Regions from separate parts of the Mus musculus genome. Here region 1 is linked to region 2. A link is a loop called in an ENCODE intact Hi-C map of the cell type or tissue named here. Cell type or tissue: heart. All regions are shown on one strand. Each heading gives the region's core, and the rest is flanking DNA. Links, peaks and the distances in the headings are about the cores only.

Evidence for each region. Peaks named below come from ENCODE experiments on the same cell type or tissue, not always from the same donor. Only the 100,000 strongest peaks of a DNase experiment are listed, where the experiment ranks them.
Region 1: a loop joins it to region 2, with 6 times the contacts of the local background. A loop is called at or near these places in 7 of 42 quality-filtered maps.

The regions. Positions count from the first base shown.
Region 1 is chr19:36,345,012-36,353,344 of GRCm38, forward strand. It overlaps a transcript of Pcgf5 not described here. Among named protein-coding and RNA genes, the nearest start is that of Pcgf5, 61 kb to the right of the region's middle. In heart, for the core only: a CTCF peak has its summit at 4,030; DNase peaks (open chromatin) are centred at 3,350, 3,950 and 4,430; H3K4me3 peaks cover 2,404 bases; H3K27ac peaks cover 1,940 bases; H3K27me3 peaks cover 496 bases.
Region 2 is chr19:36,106,445-36,114,777 of GRCm38, forward strand. Ankrd1 (ankyrin repeat domain 1 (cardiac muscle)) reads right to left here. Exons shown (of 9, transcript NM_013468.3): 9 at 5,521-6,373. The coding sequence ends at 6,263. Among named protein-coding and RNA genes, the nearest start is that of Ankrd1, 9.2 kb to the right of the region's middle. In heart, for the core only: a CTCF peak has its summit at 4,869; no DNase peak of the experiment used is centred there.

The DNA.
Region 1 (8,333 bases), core at 124-8,123, 240 kb after region 2:
TGCCGTGCCATGTCCCCACTGATGGCATCAAATGCATACGATGCACTAGAACTGCCCATATCATATCAAACATTCCCAATGAGGGCTTTAAAAGCTTGAGAGACTCGTTCCAGCTCTGGTATCTTCTAGCATGGGAAGGAAGCATGACGATACGCACCCATATCTGTTGAATCCTATCTCACCCACCCCATTTCCACTGCCAGGATGCATGGAGTTGTCTGTTTGCACAGCTGAAAAGAAGAATATTCTCATAGAACTCTGAACTTTAAAAGTTAGGAAGAAATATTTGCTGTTTAAGCTCCTTGCTCTCTGGCTGTCTATGTTGTCAAAACTGACTATAAAGTTTTTTATATATACTAATTTCCACAAAAGCCACTGGAGTAGATGATATTATTTTCCCTGATGTGTTGAAGAAGAAACGGTATGTGAGTTCAAGGTCACATGGCACAACATTTATCAGAGACGGTATCTGAATATGAGTAGACTTCAATGGCCATGTTCAATCACCTTGGTGTTCAAGTACCCGAACCTTACAGCCATGGATCTCTTATTTTAAAACCTTTTGGGCTAGACAGTGTTAGCACTCCTCTGTGGCTGTAAAACGCGATGGTTCGAATAATCCGAACTATACACGTATTTAGGATTTAATGTAGGTTTCTGAACAGTGTTTCTTTTGGGGGACTATGATGGAACATTCTCTAATTTGTTAGCCTTCCTTCATGTTTCAGCCAAGTTGGACCATATTATTTCCTGTTCCACCAAAAATGCTCCTCCTTGATCAATTTCGGGCCTTTCAAATCTTATTCCCCCTTCACAAATGTGATGAGATGCTACCTCCTCCAGTTGAGGACTTAAAATGACGTCCTGGACTGTTGGGATTTGGGGTTTGAGGAGGCGTTTCTGATAATGAGAAATTATAGGATAAGAAAGTGAGGAGGGAAACCTAACTCGAAGAGTAAGCAGGTGTCGTCAAGTGACCTGCATAAGCAGAGGCTCCTTTGAGGACAGACAATAGGCAAGCCACTAAATTCTATCCAGCGGTGCTCAACCAATGAGTGTATGCTGAAGACTGAAGATAACATAAGATAGCTGTCTAGCATTGTGTGTGAAAGGGCCACAGCACAGTGGCATCTAAATCTGAAGGCCTTAACGGGAAAGGTGGGCATGGCTCTTCATACCAGTGCCCGCAGCTGGCACAGGGATGGTGTGACCAGAACCTAGAGAGGGAGAATCGAAGGAGAGAGGAAGGAAGGAAGCACAAACAGAAAGGTGAGAAAGGACAGCTAAGGAAGGATGCCATGTAGGAAAGGAGAAGGCTAGGAGAAAGAAGTCACTATACAAAGGGAGGACAAGGTGCCGGAGAGGGGGTGGGCGACTGAACAGGGTGTTCACTCACACTGAATAAACCGACCTGGAGGATGAGTCCCAGAGGCAATCAGATGCTGCACCCAAGCCTGGGACATCTGTCACCTATCACGACGCTCTGGGCTGCATTCTCCTTTCCCTAACACCGGTCGTGCCATGCGTTAGCCAGTAGTTACAAGTGCACTGGCTTCTCATGCTTCTTCCACGTGCTGCTGACTGGGAGGCTGAGAAAGGAAGGAGAGGAGGAAGGACCCTTTGCTTTGAAGGGGTCTCCAGGAGAAGCTCCACTCTGTGATATCTGCCCCACTGCTCTGGGTGCTTCCTTCCTACTGGCCCCTGCTCGCCCTCCCCCCACCCCCAAGCTGGAGCCTTGGGGAGGGGTTGCTTTTATTGACAGCTAATCTCAGGATGGCCTTACCCTCCCTTAGTTGCAACTGAAGTTCCTTCCATGTATTTGTAGCTTATGTGAACTATCTGAGACAGAAACAGTTCATTGGATGCTTCTCCAGAGTCCAGATGTCTTCCCAATGGGACTATATGCAGCATATCTAGACAAAGAAATCCAGCCATTCCAGCAGTCACGACGGACCAGGGTCCATCTCATGACAGATCAGAAGTAGTGTTTGATCAGCCCAGATGAATCCACCTATGCTATCAGGACTAGATGGCTCTTAGTATCCCTAATCATCTGTAAAATGACTGAGTTTGTGCCTGTTGCTTTATGACTGTCTTTATTCACTTTGCAGCAGAGCTCAGTCACATACCACCTAGGGCTGATTACCCATTTTGAGTCCAGAGGCACACAGTTAGATGTAGGGAGTGAATACAGAGACAGGAAACACGGAGGACACACTTGGGTGTCAAAAGCGGTTGCTTTCGACAAGATGGGGAGTCTGTGTTCTCAGTTCTTCGAAGATTCAAAGTTCCCTGGGCCCAGACACTCAGACAACACAGGATAATTTTCAGTTTCATTTCTCCCAGGCTGCTGGAGCCCTGTTGAAACTTGGTCACTTTCCTCAAGACATTGAATAGAATGAGGGAGGAAGGTATCTTGGGGATAGAGACTGATCCCCAAATCAGACTGATGTCAGTAAGGGAATCCAGAAGACTACACACTGCTGTGGTAGGAGGAAGCTGAGATCGGGAGCACGTGAACAGGTAGAGGGAAGCCCAGTGCTCTCTGGCAGAGAACAGAACAGGATTCAGGCAATGAAAATCTGCCAACGCATTGAGGCATGGTATTTAGCCTCAGGTTCTGAGGTGACAGTTGGGCAGTAGAAAGAAGGCTGAAGATGTGCAAGTTCGCCTGTGAAGGAAGCCGAGACCATGGGAAGTCTCAGAAGATGCTCAGCACCAGGGCGAAGAGGTCACTTCTGGGAGGGACAACTTTTTGAATGTCATGTGGAAGCAAGGAGATTAAAAGCAGGGAAGCGGGAGGCAGAGAAGTACTGTGAGCTCCTACGGATCAGCTTCGACAAGAAGCCTCGACTTGACCAAAGACTTATTAATATTTGAGCTGCTTTTCTATCTGCTCAAGGCAAGCTTCCTGGTGGGGTTGGGGTGGAGGGGATGCAGGGTGGGTATCTAATCAACCCCTGGAGCATAGGCAGTTTCCAAGCCAGAGAAGTTTCAAGTTTCTCCTTGCCAAGGTCGCACCACTACAGGTGGGCTGCTCCAAGCTCCAGGAGCCTGCTTCGCTCCACGCCCACCCTGCCGGTCACCCCTGCTGTTCCCCTTCAAGCCCAGGCACCGCGGTGGGCTGTGACCCGCAGGCGCTCCAGGAGCTACGCAGCAGCGGCGGCGGCTGCTCCAGAAGGCCTGGCGGGCGGCGGCGAGAGGCTGTGCCCCAGTTTGTGTCCAATCAGGGAGTGCGGGCTGTGCCCCGAGCCGGGCAGCAATGCGTAAACAAACCCTCTGGCAACTCCTCCGCCCCCTTGGCGCGCTCGCCCCGCGCCCATCGCCGTCGCCTCCGCCGCCACCGTCACGGTCACCGCGGGCTCCGCTGCCGTCGTCCTTTTCCCCGCCCTCCCGCGGCCGGGCCACCCGGACCCCCCGCCCGCGCGGCTCGCGCCTCGCCACCGGGTCCTGCTCCGCCCCGCCCGCGCGGGCTGCTCACCTACCGCCCCACGCGCGCGCGCTCGTGCACCACGCGCCCCGTGCGGCCCGCCCGGAACGTGGCCTCCCGAGAGCTAGGTAAGAGCGATGCTCGGGGACCCCGGAGGCTTCCCGGCTTTGCGAAGTTTTTTTCCCCCTTTTTTAAAGCGTGGCCGATCTTCCGCTGGGCCCGGGGCGTGATCCCCGCGGGCGCCGTGAGAGCTCGGCAGGCAGTAGGGGTCGCGCGCAGCCGGGGGTCCCAAGTTGCCCACGCCGGGGCACGGGTGCTGGCGGCGCGGCTGGGCCGGGCGGGCTACGGGAGGGTCCCCGGGAACTTTCTCCTCCCCCGAGGCACGCTTGCCAGCGCGGCTCGCGGCCCCGGCCCCGCGGCGAAGGCTCCCGGGCTGGAGAGAGACAGGGCACGGTGTTTGAAGAAGCTGACGCAGTTGGTGACGCTCGCGGCTTCCTGAAGGGGACCGGCCAGGATCGAGCGCCTTTGCGAGGGGACGCGCGGGGCGGGCGCTCGGGGCCTTTACCCCCCTCTCCTGGAAGCTGCGTGGGGAGCCCCTCGGGCTCCGGGAGTGAGCACCTCTGCCGGGCGGCCCTGGCAGCGCGCGCCCCGCTTCCGTTTGGATCGGCTGGGGCTATTATATAAGATGCCACGGAGAGCAGAGGGGCGATCGGGAGCGCGGCGGCGAGGACGGTGGGGACCCACCTGTGCGCCACCGCACGCCTCGGGGGTCGCGTCGGAGCCAACCTTGCTCTCCGCGCCCCTGCCTGCCCCGGGACGCTCGCTCCCTGCCACCTAGCCCGGCTCTCCGCGTCTCTCGCTGCAGGCGTCTGTACTTTGAAACATTTGTTTAATATTAAGGAAGCTGCGTGTGCGGCCGTCATAGTACGCCGGGAACGTGTGGCCGGGAGCTCCGGAGCGGTGAATGAATCATCGCCCCGGTGGACCGCGCTCCGATGATTCACGCGGGCTCCACACGCGCGCGCGTACTCGCTGTGGGCCGCCCTTCTGCGAGGGCTGACGCCCGGAGGGGCGGGGGGAGTTCATGCGAGAGGGCGGCGGGTTTTTTTTTTTTTTTTTTTTTTTTTTTTTTTTTTAATTTAAACCTGCCACAGTAACTTTCGGGGTGTAGGGCTAACCCACCTTCCCCAGTCTTGCTTCTCGTTTTCTGGAAGGGTAATGAGATTCCACCTGGCTGGGTTAATGAAGCAGAGGAGGCGCTGATTCGCTGCAGGGCCCGGTCCAGTCCCATTCAGAATTTGAATGGTGTCAAGTGAGGGAGGTCTGCAGCATGGTTGGAATTCGAGTAATTGTGTCTACTTCAGCAGTTGCCAAGTAATTAGCAGAATCCTTAAAAGTGAGTCGATCTTAAACAACTGGTCCCTCAAGTAGATGATATAAAGATTAGCTTTATTTTTTTAAGTTTTAAAAGGCCATCTCGTTTTTCATTCATGAATACAGAATGTTTCCTACTGTCATTATTCCTGAACACCAACTTGACGTTCCCATCCCACCCCACACTTGAAGGACTACAGAGCAAATTTTCTTGTCATCTGGGGCTCACCTCCAGTGTCAGGCCCCCACAAATACTCTTGATCACCATACTTCTTAGTTCTTGGTCCTCCTAAACTACTTCATACCCCTCCTATTTTCTTAATAGCTCCTAATCGCTAAAAAAAAAATACTTTGTAGCAGCATTATTTAAGTCTGCTCTCCCCCTACAAGAATGTAAATTTCACAGAGGAGAAAGTGGAAGACTTTACCTGTTTGTTCATGTATACACTCGAGTCAACAGAAGCCTCATATACATTCGGGGCACCCTATGTTTGTTGACATGCCGAATGAATACATTTCTCTCCCTCATTCTTGGCAGGACGATCTTCAACAGTTGCAATGCCTTGCCTTTGGTGGGCAAGTTGCCAGTAGGGTACAGTTCTCACTTTCTCTTTACCGGTGTGATTTTCTCGAGATCGATCCGTTTCCTCCGCTGTGCAGTTAAGGGCACACAGTGACAGACCTTTAAGCATCCTGTTGTAAGATGCTTACTATGAAGACGGATATGAAGCTTTGGCACCACGTTTATTACTGAGTAAATAAAAATAGAGCTACTAGTTTAAAAATGGAAAAACTGCTAAAGCGAAATCAGCGTAGTCAAGTTGTCCCAGGCCTGAATGTTTCCGTTCGTTTGGAACACTGGTGTTTCTTCATTCCTCTTTCCTCCTACCTGTAAACCAAACTCATTCTTAGTGGTGGTGAAAACTGTCACAGTAATATAATATAGTATTAATTTAAACAAACTCAAAGCGTTCTTTCTCTGTCAGGGGCCCTAACTCTAATGTGTTGTTGATTTTGGACACAGAATAGTAGCTAAAAGGTGTTGTCTAAAATTATCCTTTAATTGACTCGATTGAATATCACAAGGATTAGAGCTACAAGTCAATATGGGAGGACGGTTTGGATGTAGTACTTAATACTCAGATGACTACCTTGATAAAGTATGTTATTATAAAGAATAAACTGCAGAGCGTGTTACTCAGCCTCAGTTTCGTAGCAGTACAGTCAGCTCTCAGTGTTTCCACGGTCCACTGCTGAATAGGAGTGGCCGCCCTGCCTCATCCTCGCAACTAGTCATTTCTGGAAGTGTAACTTCAAGACCGAGTTCAGAGAACACAGCATTTTAGAGCTAGCTACAAGAGATCTTGAAGTTGCAGGCTACATCCTTTCAGAACCGTCTCTGAAATGACTTAGGTAGTAAAGGGATTTGCTCAAGATTCAGAGCTGGGACTAGAACCTAGAATCTGGAGTTTGTGTTGTTGTGGAAGCCCCAGCGTTAGTCCAAGTACCAACAGGTGGGGAGGAATTGCTCCTCCGACTAACAGATTGTCTGCCTCTTGCTTGTGAACACTTTACAGGGAGTAAAATCATACCTCACTTGGATTTGTATCTTCCCATGTCTCCCATCTGAGGGATTCAACAAATACTTGCTGAATCTGGTTGGACAAATGGCTTTTCAGTGGATAACATACTTAAGAAGTGAAAACTAGGAAAGGAGTTTTTCTGGCAAATAAGAATAGGCCTTCGCAGTTTTATGGTGATGATGCTACCAATTTTAATGTCTCTAAGTTTTAATGAAAGTGACATGGAACTTTTCATGTGCGCTCTGTCTTGGTTAGCATAGTGGTATCTGGAGACATAAGTTTGTTCACGTAGTGGGTCTTACATTTGTAACAATAGTCAGTAGAAAAGAAAGCCTGAATTTCAGTTCTGTGTCTAGCAGGAAGCCCTCTCTATAATGAGGTACTTGACTTTGGGAGAAGTTCTCTCATTTTGTGTGTGTGTGTGTGTGTGTGTGTGTGTGTACACGTGCGTGCACATAGTGGTGGCAGCATTGGTGCTGTGTACACTGAAGGATTGTGTGAGCATGGTCTACTGTAGAAGGACCTGGTATAGAAAGGGCTCTTAATGAGTTATATCTGAAAGTTGGGTGTGTTTGTGCATACATCTGTAATCCCAGTACTTGTGAAGTTGAGGCAGGAGGATCAGGAGTTCAAGGTCATCCTGGGCTACGTAATGAGTTCAAGGCCAGCTTTTACTAAATGACACCTGGTCTCAAAAGAAAACAAACCAACAATAAAATAAATACTAACTGTTCTACATTCCACACGTATGCATCCGTGGGGCTGACACGGAGGGATTAAATGACCCCTGTGGCCCCTGAGGTCTGGCCCAACTCTTTGGTTTTAGGAACAGGCTACATTTGTGCTGTTCTGAATTTTTAATTTTTAATTAAAGTGATACCTATATTCCTACATCCTGTGAACTGAAAAAAAAAAAAGCTTAGTTTCTAGGCCTCCTAAGTATTTGTTTTAATAAACATTGATAAATTAACTACATTTTTATTCTATACACTATGTAGATTAACTTAAACATTCTCTTAGTTTACTATATGAAAGGCAGTATGAGAAGTGTATGGGATAATCAGAGACTAGGAGAACCTTACAAAGTTACTTAGAGAAAGTATGATGGATAACCAAAGGCTGTGTTACATGGAGCTGTTAAAGAATCGTAAGAAAATACATGGCGATTTTAGAAAAGAAAAACAAATCTATTATTAGCCAGAAAACTAGGGAAAGAATCAAGGGATTGCACAAGACCTTAAAATTTCCATAAGTGTAGAACTGGCAGAATTTGGAGACCAGCCTGTATTGAGACTTGAAGGAAAGAATATGCAACTGTATCGAGAAATGGAAGAAATGTGGTTGGGTTGAAGGTCGAAGAGCTAGAAGAGAGTTTAATGGGAAAAGGGGAATACATGGAAATATTAGGGTCACATTATAAAGCATCTTCTATGTCCAGCTAGGGAGCCTGTTGGGTTTGTTGTGAACATCACAGATTATTAAGTGCGGGATGATGTCATCAAACTTATATTTTAAGGCTAGCCTACACGGGAGCAATGATAGCACCAGTAGGGACAGAAGGACAGCAATGCTAAGCTAAGTCAGGGTTGGGGTGGAGTGACTGCTGTAGAAGGGGATGCAAGGCCACTTGCTGAGTAATGAATGAGGGGGATGGGAAGACAGAAGCAGGAGGATAGCCTAAGATAGGATGGGCAGGTATTAAAATACACAGGAAGAGCTGCGGGCAAAGCATCTCCAGGTCGTGTGCAGTCCACCAATATGGGTCAAATGAATGGGGTATCTCATTATGGAACGGAGTATACGCTTGAGAATATAGGAGAAACAGTAGATGAAAAGTCCCTGACAACAGAATCGTGGGTCTGGCATTAGCTTAGCAGTACTGTGTTTGCTTACAATGTCCAAGGCCCTGACTTCAGTCCATAACGCTGTCCCAAACAAGCAAACGT
Region 2 (8,333 bases), core at 184-8,183:
CACAGAAAAACAATAAGCCAGGAGGTGATGTGAACCTGTATCTCTACCTAGAACTTGGGATGTGAGAACAAGACAATCAGTGGTTCACCAACATTCTCGGGTACATAGCAAGTTTAAGACCAGCCTGGGCTACAGAAGACCCATCTCTAAAACAAAAAACAAGTGAAAAGACAAAATGTAGATTTTAAAAAGATGTTAGATTGAAATAGACTCAAGTATGATTATTGAAACTGGAAAATGTCAATTGATTTCTATAAAACTATGTTAGAAGTTAGAAATGTGACTCACTGAATTGTAGGTTCAGTCTCTAGTATTATGAAATTAGAATATTCTGAGCCAGGCATGGTGGCGCACGCCTTTAATCCCAGCACTCGGGAGGCAGAGGTAGGCGGATTTCTGAGTTCGAGGCCAGCCTGGTCTACAAAGTGAGTTCCAGGACAGCCAGGGCTACACAGAGAAACCCTGTCTTGAAAAACAACAAAAAATAGAATATTCTGGAAACAATACAATCTAGGAAAGTTGCCTTCAAGTTATCGTTGAGCGAGACTGGAATCACTGTACCTGAATTGTTTTCAAAAGGCATGCAGCACCCCACCATTGCAATGGTAATCCCAGCATTCAAGAAGCTTGGGAAGGCCAATCATGACTTTGAGGCAAAGCAGGGCAATACACAAAGTTCACGACCAGTTTAGGCTACATAGTCAGATCATGTCTCAAACACAATACCATGACAAATAGTGCTAGTTCAGATCCCTTCCCCAGCATTGCAGACCTATGCTCCAGATGTCTGAGTTGGGTACTAAGAAATACCCTTCCCCCAGAGCATTAACTTTACCCCTATGATGCCTGGGCAGTCTTAACTACACTATGAGGTTAGCCTGGGGCTAGAGCCTGAACATTTCAAGGGCTTAGCTGAGGATAGCTCTCTCCTGAGACCACAACCTTCCCTCTGTCATCCTGCCTCATTTCCCCTTCTGCAGAGCCCTCAGTAAATAAAACATTTGTATAAGATCCTCATTGCAAGAGGGACCAACTTCACTTCTAAAACAATCGAGCAAATAAGGATCAAAAAGCACTCAACAGATATGAAAATGTCACACTTTACTAGTCATCGGTGATATGCTTGCTGGTTAGGTTGGGAAAGTTTAAAACGGACACAAAGTTAGTGTTTTCACAATTGGGAAAGGCTGTAGACTATTTTGAAAGTGGCCATAATTTGATGTTAACCTTATAAATACTTCTACAAGGTATTCTTCAAAAGTAAGTAAAGTTAGAGCTAGACAAGGGCTGAGATTATAGTCACTCACACTATAATCTCGCCCCTTGGGAGGATCTTTGAGTTTATGGCCAGCCTTGGCTACACAGTGAGATCCTCCCTGTTTTAGGAAAAAGAATAAAAAGAACTGGCTGGGTAGAAAGAGTGCACCTATATGGATATTCACTCCTACAGTGTGTAAGATGATGGGAAGATTAACTTAAACACTCAACAAAAATTAGTTAAATGATCCATGCACATTGAAACAAAATAGTAGGGTTAATTAAGACATCTGAAGTAAGTTGTTAATAAAGGAAAATTAAAAGGAAAGAACATGATTATTCTCAGGTTGGTGAAAGAGAAAGTTTATTATAAATATGTGGGAGAGCATAGTCAGAGGCAGGGACTCTGGGAGAGTCCAGAGTGGACCTGGCCCTGAGCCGTGTGAGGAGAGGAGGGAGGAGAAGAGAGAGGGGAGAGGAGGTGACCAGGTGCAGCAGCCAAAGGCCCAAAGAAAGCAGATGAAAGAAGCAGGTTTTTAAAAAGATGGTTGGAAGCAGAGCACTGACTATCACAAATGCCCCTCTGACTTGTGCTGTGGCACTTACACGCACACATGTAACCAACCAGTGTTGGAAGAAGATGGATTCCTGATCCACGTCTGGAGGCACAGCCCTAGAGTCCAGCTATTCAGGAGACCAAGGTAAGAAAGCCACAAATTCAAGGATTGCCTAAACTCAGAAAGAGTTCAAAGCCATCCAGGTCAATTTAGGGAGATCCTGATACAAGAAAGCAACAATAGAGAACAGAACAGGGCATGGGAGCACTGTGGGGCTGCGGGGTGCTGTACCGATCAGGTTTGGGCACTCGCCTGTGTCCTAGAGGCTTTGCCTTTAATCCCCAGAACTGAAAAAGAATAGCAGCAGCCAAAGCTTAAAGATATCTTAAGACAAGGGGTTTGCATGTGATCCCGAGAGAAATGGGACGACGACGACATTGAAGGATTTGAAAGAGACTGGCTGGGTCAGATTTGCATTTTAGGAAACTTCTGGCCACAACTAAAAACAGAGAAGTGGGACTGGAGAGGGTCTCAGAACTTAAGAGCACTTGCGTCACCTCCAGAAGACCTGAGTTCAGTTCCCAGCACCCAGGCTGGGTGGCTCAAACCACTTGTAACTATAGTTCTAGGGGCTCCTACACCTTCTTCTGGCCTCTGGGCTTCTGAATACACATGGTTTCTCTCTCTCTCTCTCTCTCTCTCTCTCTCTCTCTCTCTCTCTCTCTCTCTCTCTCACACACACACACACACACACACACACACAGATAGACATGTTTTTTTTTGTTTTTCAAAGAAGGATGTTTGAGTAATCCTGATGTTTCAGGCTTTGCCTAGGTTGGAGGGCACAGATTACAGAGCGGACTAGAAGTCAGCGTGTTTGATAAAACTTGGTCACGATCAAAAGCTCTGAGTGGAAATAAAGTCAAGAATAACTTCCAGAACTCTCCATTGTAAAATATGTCCTTCTGTGACAAAGAGAACACAAGAAAAAAAAAAAAGACCATAAGTGTTGCGAAACTGTCGTGAATCGGGATTAATGACAGAGGCAAAAAGGAAATCCTGGAACTCAAAGGAAAGGTTAAAACAGTTTATTTATTCATAAGTATGCACACGCGCACGCACACACACACACACACACACACACACACACTTCACTAACCACCGATCTGGCTGATGTCGTAGCCTGGCTGGATGGCAGCGAGCGTCAGGTAAGCTCGCGATGTCTCTTGCTGCTTTTCGGGTTCCCACTTGAGCTGGACCCACCCGATGCGGGCGAGTTCTCCTTTGGCACTGGGCGTCCACTTGCATTCATCTCTCAGCACGACGTCTCCATTGGATTGAGTGAGTCGCCACCAGACCAGGGATTTTTTTAACAAATTTCAGCCAATCATAACTAAGGCGTTTACACATTACCTCCCTTACCTTATCTCATTCACGACCCCCCCCCCCTACACACACACAAAATGGAATGGTTTCCATGGTTACATGGCTGCGGCTCGGAAGCTGGTGCACCGGTGGGTAGCTTTGCCTCCCTGGTCCCGCGTTCCTTACAATAAGCAACGAGTTGGTTCAGGGGGAGACAGGGGCTTCTGAGACCTATCGGTGTGGAAGAAATGGAATTTTCCCCTTAGATATTTCTCTTTTCCACTCACAAAGATAGAGCCATAGTCAGAGCCAGTCTGTCTACCTGCTATCATTCTACAGGTCTCCTGTGCCCTCTACTTCTTTATTAGTACAAAGGTTTAAACGTGACAGTGCAAAGCTTATTTTTAAGTCTTTTCTCCTTTTAACCCCCAAGCTCTTTGGGGCAAAGAGGCTCAAATAAGACACTTTGGTCAGATACTATTATGTCCACGTTATACCAGGCAGATATGGACATGAGCAAGAGAAACAGTCTGTATTGGAAACATTTACTGGATGCCCAGACCTTAAATGTGCAACCGCAGATCTCAACCTGTGGGTCATGACTCCTTGGGGTGGAATAACTCTTTCTCAGAGGTCGACTGCACTATAGGAAAATACAGAGGTTTACTTTATGATTCATAACAGCAAAATTACAGTTATGAAGTAGCAATGAAATAATTTTATGGTTGGCAGTCACCACAGCGTGAGGAACTGTATTGAAGGGTCGCAGCACTAGGAAGATTGAGAACCGCTGACTTAGACCTCTGTCCAGGTGGCCAGGGAGGGATGACAGAGAGAGAAAGAACTGATAGAATGAATCTGCCATTCGGTTCTTCATATGAGAGGGGGACAGAAAGAAAGGGCCCCCCCCCCAAAAAAAACATTTCTGGCCGTCAGCCCAACCCACGTGTGTCTGTTACTGTGTGGTTGAACAATGTCTTGGCTACAGACCGTGCCTGTACTCTCCCACAGTGATGGAGGCACGTATAAAAAGGAGGTTCGTGAACACAGTCCTACTTGGTGTGAGTTTCAGGAGAGCACAGGGCTGGAGTTTGACCTGTGTCTTCCACAGACTGTGTGCCAAGTTCCAAACATTCCCCACACCCTTGAGCTTGTCGAAGCTCTGCTGCTGCCTACAGAAATGTAGGCTGGAATAACCCTTGTTCTTTTTGGTTTTTTGGTTTTTTTTGGTTTTTTGGTTTCTTGGGGTTTTTTGGTGTTTTTGTTTTTGTTTTTGTTTTTGTTTCGGACTGTCCCTCAATCTTACCACCTCCAAAAAGAAAAAATCATAACTGCCCCATCTCCATCATTTATAGACCTCCACATCTTAGACGCTCAAAGAGAGCATTCCACCGTTCCCTTCACTGGGCTTGTATGTTTATTTCCTACTTATTTCTTTATACTTGTCTGCTCCAGGAGCTCAGAGACAATCTTTTTCTCACCTCCGCTCAACATTTGGCAACAAACCTTTTCCTGCTGGAGGTCAAAAGCCATTGACCCAGAATGTTCTCTCAGGGGGGGCAGGAGGGGAGCCTTTGATCCTGTCAGCGCCTGTCCACAATACAGTGATTGATAGGCCCCTAATTAGCGAGTCAAGAAGCCCAGATGAAAACTTAAGAATTGCTTCTTTAACCTGCAGTAATCATTCTTCCCACCAGGGGTCTCTTTTTCCACATTATTGGAGCAAAACAACAACTGGTTTTTGTTTGTTTGTTTGTTTGTTTTGGGGGGTTGTATCATAATTCAGTGGCAGGAGCTGGTCAGAAATGCAGATTCACTAGTCCCCCCCACACACACCTGACACCAGTTGAGGGCAATTCTTCAGTTTATCAAGATCCCTGGGTAATCTATCACTCCATAAGTACCAAGACTGGTTTCTACAAGGTATTTCTTCCCACCCTCCTCCTCCTCCTGGTCCTCCTCTTCCTCTTCCTCCTCCATTTCTTATTAATTTTTTATTAATTTTTTTTAGAGTTGTTTTACTCTGATGTGCATGAGTGTTTTTGCTGCACACATGTATGTGCACCACACGCATGCCTGGTACCTATGAAGTCAGAAGAGAGCATCAGGTCTGCCACCCTCTTTACAAATTGCTGCGAGTCCTCCTGTGCTCCTGGGAACTGAATTCGGACCCTTGGTGCTCCTAATCACTGAGTCATCTTTCCATCCCCCGAGATTTCTAATCTGAAAAAGCAAGAAAACACTGACAAATGAGCCCCTCCCTAGATGGCCCCTTTTACATGAGAAATCCCTACCACTGATCTGACAAAAACAAAAAACAAAAAAACCTTAGAACACGGCCGAGAATTAGTTTGCATTTATTATAAATATAAAATATACATACAACACAATATACATTTATACATTTACAGCGCGTGTCCTTTTGATTTCTTCTTTCATCGAACTCAGTTTTCCTTGGCCCCATTGCCTACTCCCTCCATCTCCCTACATGCGGCACTCCTGACGTTGCCTTCACCTTGGGACATCGACATCATGTGATCTGGTAAACAACCAAACCGAACCAAATCTGTGGGTGGGTGGCGAGCCTCCGCGCCAGTCCTGCGGAACTGCTTCCGTTCCCGTCTGCGTTACTGCGTGCCTTCTGTTGCTTCATTCAGATATCAGCAGTGAGAATTCAGAGAAGGGCTGCGGGGATCAACCCTTGCCTTTTAAAAAGTACCTTGAATAGCTTTATGCAAGTGAGAACACAAAGGGGTGCAATTAGACACCATTCACCCACACGGTTTAAGAGCTATGGGAAGACTCTGAATGTACATACAGATGAAGTCTTGCTCCCCCAAAATGATGTTCATGAAAGCCTGAATACTGGTGCTATGAAATAAATAAATAGGTAGGAATAAATAAAAGTGGTGAACATCACTAGAGGATATTTTAACACCTACAACCCAGTGCTTTCTTGAAGCTTCTTTGAGCATCTCTCCCTATTTGGCTGGCAAACAAAAGCTGGATTTTATTGCTAGTTGCTCTTCTGTTGGGAAATGCTTTAAAAATGCCTGCGAACAGCTCCTGTTGAGTCTCTTTTCTCAGAATGTAGCTATGCGAGAGTTCTTGTAGGCATTCTCCTTGAGGCTGTCGAATATTGCTTTGGTTCCACTCTGCCAGTGCAACACCAGATCCATGGGGGTCTTCCCAGCCTACACAGAAGAAAGGGAAATTTGACTTCCGGGTGACTGTCAGTTTGCACTCTCTGCACCTATGCTAATGAGGTATATTATCAGAGTATATGGGTTTTATATGAGTGATCTACATACCGTTTATTCAAACTATCCTGTCCCTGTTTTTTCATGATACTTTTATTGGCTTTCCCATCTACCATCCACAGAACTATCAGTGGTGCTGTCAAAAAAAAAAAAAAAAATTCCCTGGTCCCTACAATAACGTAACACCTCAAGTCATGGTGAGGTTCAAAAATGTCTCCAGACACCCCTCCCCTCCAGAATGCACCAGAGACCTGGGAGGGGAGAGACTCCCAGGACTCATAGGGAGGGACCTTAGATGAAATGCCCAATAGTAGGGAGAGGGAACTTATAGAGCCCACCTCCAGCAGGAAGACAGGACATCAAGTGAGAGATGGAGTTGCCATCCCACAGTCACATCTCTGACCCATAAGTTTTTCTGTCTGAAAGAATTACAGGGGTGGAATGGAGAGGAGCCTGAGGAAAAGAAGGTCCAGTGACAGGCACAAAGTGGGATCCAGCTCAAGGGGAGGTCCCAAGGCCTGACACTATTACTGAGGCTATGGAATGCTCACAAAAAGGGATCTATCATAACTGCCCTCTGAAAGACCCAACAAGCAGCTGAAAGAGTCAGATGCAGTTATTTGTACCCAACCAATGGACAGAAGCAGCTGACCCCTGTTGTTGAATTAGGGAAGACTGAAAGAAGCTGAAGAGAAGGGTGATCCTCCAGGAGGACCAACAGTCTCAATTAATCTGAACCCTTGAGATCTTTCTAACACTGGACCACCAAACAGACAGCATACAGCACCTGATAAGAGGACCCCAACACACATACAGTAGAGGACTTCCAGGACTGTGTTCATTCAGAGATGATGCACCTAACCCTCAAGAGACTGGAGGCCCCAGGGAGTTTAGAGGTCAGGTGGGGTGGGGGTAGGGGCATCCATGTGGAGATGCGGTGGGGTAGGGAGGAGGTGTGGGATGTGGAGAAGTCGGAGGGTGGATGGGGAGGGGTGGAGAATGGAATATGGGGTGTAAAAAAATGAATTGCAAATAAAATTAAATTAAAAAGAAAGGAAGGAAGAAGGAAGGGAGGGAGGAAGGGAAGAAGGAAGGAAGGAAGGAAGGAAGGAAGGAAGGAAGGAAGGAAGAGAGGGAGGAAGGGAGGGAGGGAGGGAGGGAGGGAAGGAGGGAGGGAAGGAGGGAGGGAGGGAGGGAGGGAGAAAGGAAGGAGCGAGCCCTTATCTTTTGCAGCTATGGTAGATGATATTTATCTGGGAATTGGAGCCAAGAGGGAAAATTGCTTACATTTCCTGCATAAAGATGAGGTTTAATTAGCACATTGGGACTTAAAATAATGTAGGAAATTATTTTGAGACTCATGCATATAAGTCAAAGTGGAAAATGAATGGTAGTTATTTTAAAAAAAAAAATCAGAAAGTGCAAGGTGACTCCCAGAAGGAATGGCAACATTTTACATTCTTGTGAGCAAAGGACTATTTGGAATTCTCCAGATTTGATAATGATTAATTTCAGTTCTGGGTAGTTGGGAGCTATTTGGGGAAAGGTTAGTGTATATATTCCTACCTGCTCTGGGGTCTCTTCAGCCAGGAATGACCAAGGCAGGTTAGAATTATCCAATGTGGGATCTTTTTTTAAAGATTTATTTATGTATTTTATGTATATAACTGCTATGCCTGCACACCAGAAGAGAACATCAGATCCCATTATAAATGTTTGTGAGACAGCATCTGGTTGCTAGGAATAGAATTCAGGTTCTCTGGAAGAGCAACCTGTGCTCTTAACCTCTGAGCCATCTCTCCAGTCTCACAATGTGTATTTTAAAGGTCAACAATTTTGACCATCCTTCATTCAAGATCAACCTTTCAAAGAACTGTTAGGCTCCAAGGTCAGA